Linked DNA regions of Mus musculus: region 2 is linked to region 1. Evidence: chromatin loops called from intact Hi-C (ENCODE). Cell type or tissue: heart. All regions are shown on one strand.

What was found. A loop is a pair of places that touch in the nucleus more often than their neighbours do. Peaks named below come from ENCODE experiments on the same cell type or tissue, not always from the same donor. Only the 100,000 strongest peaks of a DNase experiment are listed, where the experiment ranks them.
Region 2: it touches region 1 in a loop (12-fold over the local background); 12 of 42 quality-filtered maps call a loop at or near these places.

Annotation. Positions count from the first base shown.
Region 1 is chr15:77,725,737-77,728,236 of GRCm38, forward strand. No RefSeq gene overlaps it. Among named protein-coding and RNA genes, the nearest start is that of Apol9b, 2.1 kb to the right of the region's middle. In heart, a CTCF peak has its summit at 1,557 (motif pointing right); no DNase peak of the experiment used is centred here.
Region 2 is chr15:77,405,991-77,408,490 of GRCm38, forward strand. The region is part of intron 1 of Apol9a (apolipoprotein L 9a); the gene reads right to left. Among named protein-coding and RNA genes, the nearest start is that of Apol9a, 3.8 kb to the right of the region's middle. In heart, no CTCF peak of the experiment used is centred here; no DNase peak of the experiment used is centred here; H3K27me3 peaks cover 211 bases.

The sequences.
Region 1 (2,500 bases):
ACAACTAATTGCCACTCCTAAAGCCTGCATCTCAAGATTCCTGCAGTCAAGCCAAGTTGGATCCCTGCCATGACACACTGAGCCTGTGTTGTGTCAGCTGACTGGCTCCCTGAGTACCAGATGTGTGACTTCCCTTCACTGTGAACCTGCATCAATGATATATAATGATGGAACCAAGTCCTCCATGGCCTCCTGTGCGCTCACTCTCTCTCCCTCAGTCACGCACTCCCTTTGGTCTCTGCCATCTACAGACCACACTGGTACAATGGTTGCAACCCATGCCTGCTGTTTGGCCTGGCTGGGCACAGGGGCATTCCTCAGCCATCATGCAAGGCCAGGAATGGCTAGGCCCAGGGGACTCTATACAGGTTTATGTAGGGCCAGCTGCAGAGGGACAATGAGAGACAGATCCTCCACCTTTCTGCTGTGGGACTCCCCTTGACTCATGCAAGAGCTTCCAGAACTCTCTCCCCATGGCACTGGCCCTGCACCTGTTCCAACGGGGGCTTTCTTGGCCCTTGAGAGTACAGGTTTGGTTAAATACTGCTTTCAGCTTCCTGAAGGCTTCCATTGCCTTTAGACAAAGTCCCACAGTTTAGTGCTAAATCTGAGTGCTGAACCCAGGGATGCCCAGTGGCACCTCCAGCAGTAACGGCCTCACATGAGGCTTACTAAGGAACGGGTCTGGAGCACACTTCCTGACTGTGAGGAATGAGAGAGGGACGAGCAACAGTGGATAAAAATGACACGTTCTCCATTCCACTGCTCGAGTGATAGGTTAGTCCTGCCAGAACCTTCTGCTGAGACCTTCAGAGACTGTCCTCAGAGTTTCCAGTTATGGAGACTCTGAGGCCAGTTATGAGGAAGCTCTGTGTGAGTCCACACCGAGGATCAATTCTCCATTCACCCACAGGGCATCTGAGTGGAAGCCCTCACTACCCAGGAGCAAGAGCTTCCGGTCTGCAAACTGATCCCTATCCCTCTGTCCTCCCAAGGAGCCGGCAGTGCTCAGTGAGTTCTTGAGTGTCTGACACTCTGCTGAAGGCTCCTCACTGTGTCCCTGTCCATCGGCCCATGTTCCTGGGTGGCCTGCAATAGACTCTCAGTGTCCTGAAGAAGTCCAGAGCCATGGTCACCTTTTAGCCTCCTCTCATCTGAATAACATGTTTCACTTCTTGGCCAATTATCACCTGTTTCTTACACTACATTCTTTCTGAGATGTCCCCTGGGCACCGGGTGCATCAGATATCAAGTGCTGAAGTTTCCCTTTGTGCCTGGACCACTGGACTCCCTTCATGATAACTGTGCATTGAAGATCTTTGGGTGGAAAGTGAGAGGATGGTGGATGGTTTGAACAAGAAGAACATCCATTGAAGGGAACTGGTACGTTTAGAGGATGGAAAAGAACAACATCTACTCTGGTCCCAGATGTGAGGACCCAGATCCAACACCAGGACACTCTACCAGGGCTCTGCCATCAGGTGAATTAGGTCCAAATACCTTGACTCCATGATGTGGACTGGACAGATACAAAAACCAGAGTAGCAAAATGCCTCTGACCTCCTCACCCAAATTCCACTAGGTGGCGATGGTGCTCACCCTCTGATTCCTAAGCCATTACAAGGTTGCATAGGCTTCAGAATCCCCACCTCCGAAGTGGCAGCCACCCGGGGTGGCATTTCTTGCCATATCACTGGTCAACCAAGCTGTCCTTTAGCAGACCTTCAGGGTGTCCAATTAGGATGGGCTCCACTTGTGTACCTGGAGGCTGAGACCCTTATTTCTCTCCTTAAGGTAAAGACGCAGCAGGGTCCTGATGCCCTACCCTGTGTCTATTCAGTACTGCACTAATGTACCAGTTCATGCTATGCTTTTCTCTGAGTCCCCTGTAAGGATGCCTCTCAGATGTTGTGGACATTTTAATGGTTCTGCATCTTGTTGTGGATTTGCTCACTGTCTAACTAAACCCATGTTCATGAAGAAAAGAGACAGAGCAAGGGATTTTGGAGAGGCAGAAAAACAGGAATAACATTAATGCTAAATTTCATAAATACTACTGTTTCTTTAAATATCAGTGGTGTGTGTGTGTGTGTGTGTGTGTGTGTGTGTGTGTGTGTAAGAGAGAGAGAGTGTGTGCTCCAGTTGCTTACAGTACCCTCAGAGATCATAGCAGGGCGTCAAATCCCCTGGAGCTGAAGTTACAGGAGGTTACAACCCACTTGATATGGGTGCTGGGAACGGAACTACCTACCCACCATCAAACTAAGTACGGTCACAAGTCTAAGGTCCAATGCTGAGTCATACTTTGAGTCTTGGCAAGTCCAGGAATCCTGAGGTCTAAGCCATTGCCTCTCCCAAATGTTTTTTTTTTTAAAGATTTATTTATTTATTATATGTAAGTACACTGTAGCTGTCTTCAGACACTCCAGAAGAGGGCGTCAGATCTTGTTACAGATGGTTGTGAGCCACCATGTGGTTGCTGGGATTTGAACTTCAGACC
Region 2 (2,500 bases), 320 kb before region 1:
TTTTCCCTCTTTCTTCATGCAAAACCCCCAGCAGAGGTATTGGGAGGGCACAATGAGCCTGCTCCCTCTGCACCCCAGGACTGTCGCCCTCACCATAACTGACTTATTCAGGGTTTCTATTCCTGTGCACACATCATGACCAGGAGGCGAGTTGGGGAGCTAAGAGGTGCTGCTTACTGACTTGCTTCCCCTGGCTTGCTCAGCCTCCTTTCTTATAGAACCCAGGACCACCACGCCACAGTGGGCTGGGCCCTCTTCCATTCAACACTGATTGAGAAAATGCCTTAGAGCTGGATCTCATGGAGGCATTTCCTGAAGGGAGAGGCTCCTCTCTCTGTGATAACTGCAGCTTGTTGGCACACAAAACCAGCCGGTGCAGTAACCAACCTAACTCACCTTCCGTACGGACATCAGCATCCAGAGCTGAGGGAAAAGGCAGACCGTGTCCGAGCCCTCACCCTGTGGTGTTGTGGGATCAGAGCCAAGACGACTCATGCACTGGGAGATACCACCTCGCTTTGCAGGGAAATGAACTGTTTGCAGCTTAGAGCCAACAGAGAGTAAAGATTGAGCACAGAGAAGAGGGAAAAACTCAGCACTGGTTTACATCCACCGCAGACATCCGGCTTCTCAGACACTGTGATCAGAACTGTGATCAGACACTGTGGTGCTGGGGTTTGCATCCACCACAGACATCCGGCACATCAGACACTGTGGTGCCTACACCCTCACGTGTGACTTGCAGCCTATCTAGTTCTGACCTGTTTTTTTTTTTTTTTTTTTTTTTTTTTGCTCAAGAAGAACATTCAGAGGAAATTGAATTGATATCAGAGTATGTTGAATACTACAGTAAGATACAGTAAGGCTGGATATTGTTTTTGTATTATAGTCACAGTGCAAGGCTCTATGTAGATTACAGAGCCCCAAATCGCTCTCTTTGGACCAGATTCCAAGAGAAGTCTTTCTTCCTCAATGGAAGCTTTACGGTCTTTAGATTCTCACAAATAACGCAGGGCAGTCATTGATCTGTGCTGACTTTGGGAGCTGTGACTAAGCCACGTAGCCTGCTGTCTTCCACATCCTCAGGGTCTTCTGGTCACACCAAAGAGGACAAGGTAAAGGGGAAGTTGCCCCTCTTATGCCCCAGATTGGGCTATGAGGTGGATCCCTACAGACCCAGAATCAGGGCACTGGCTTTGGTCCTTGGTGGCCTCATCCTTGTCTTTTGTGGCGGCCACCAGGTCTATTCTGAGAGCAGCGCACAGGTAAGGTGCAGAGCTGTGGCTGCCTCAAGAGGCCGTGAAAGCTTCTGAATCCTTGGTCCAGGCACAGAGTCTTTGAGAGGTTTTCCTTAACGCTCGCCAGGTGCTCAGACTGTATGGAAGAAGAGTCACAGTGTGGGGTAAAGTGGCGACTCCTGTAGCAAAGGCAGGCAGGTGGCCATGAATCTGGTTGTTCCAAGGCTCCCTCCAGGGTGGCTGCCAAGACTCTAAAAGATTTAATTCACAGGACCCAGTCTTTTCCTGAGCCCTGCAGCTGCTCCCTAATGAGATCAATCACCCAGCTCCATTCTGTCTCCCTCATCCCAGCCAGGGCGGTGCCCCCTGTGCCCTGTGGTGTCCAAGGTGACCGTGAGAAACCGAGGACGCAGCTATGAAAAAGAATCAAGTCAACACATGAAAGGCAGAGATGGGAAGAAGGTTCTGGCGGCTCCCTGGGGATGGGAACTGTGTGTGAGGAATGACAGCTAAGTATCAACTGAGCTCCTAGGCTGCACTCCTAGGCTGCACTCCTAGGCTGCGTGCAGATGAGGTCTCTGAGAAGAGGGTGCAAGCATGAAGTCTGCTTGCTTGCTCTGTTTCGCTCTGTGAGGACATCTTGTTGTGCACAAAGAAGATCTTACCCAAAGGTAAAGTTAGCGCCTGAGCCATGCTCTGAGGCCTCCCAGTCTCCTGTGATGAGTTCTGTGAATATTTCCCTTTGCAAACTGCATCCCTGCAGGTCATGTGTTATAGCCCCAAGATCCTATGGAACCACCCTGCAACGGAGACCAAGAGTGAAGTCCCTCCCTTACTTTTCTGAAAACAGTACACCATGGTGGGGTCCTCTCTTGGCTTTCTTTCTCTTTAGACAGAAGGATAGAGAAATTCCGTGGACATGGCTAGCCCACATTTTGTGCAGCACACATCTAGACTCCCCCAGACCTTCCTCTCATAGCCCTGATCTTTCACCAATCTGCCTCTTGCCTTGGTCTCCATGGTGAGCCTTCCCCAGCACTGAGAGCATCCACCTCAGGTTCACCTTCTCATAGGAGCCCCTCTGCATCTTTGGGCTGGCGGACACCAACAGCACAGAAACACTTTGCTTCCATGCCTTTGAAGAGAGCTATGATGCACCCTGCCAAAGGTTGGCTTCTCTATTAAGCCATTGCAGTCAGGCTGTTTCCAGGAAGATGACATCTTGTTAACTTAGTGGCCTCATCTCAAGAGGATAATGGCTC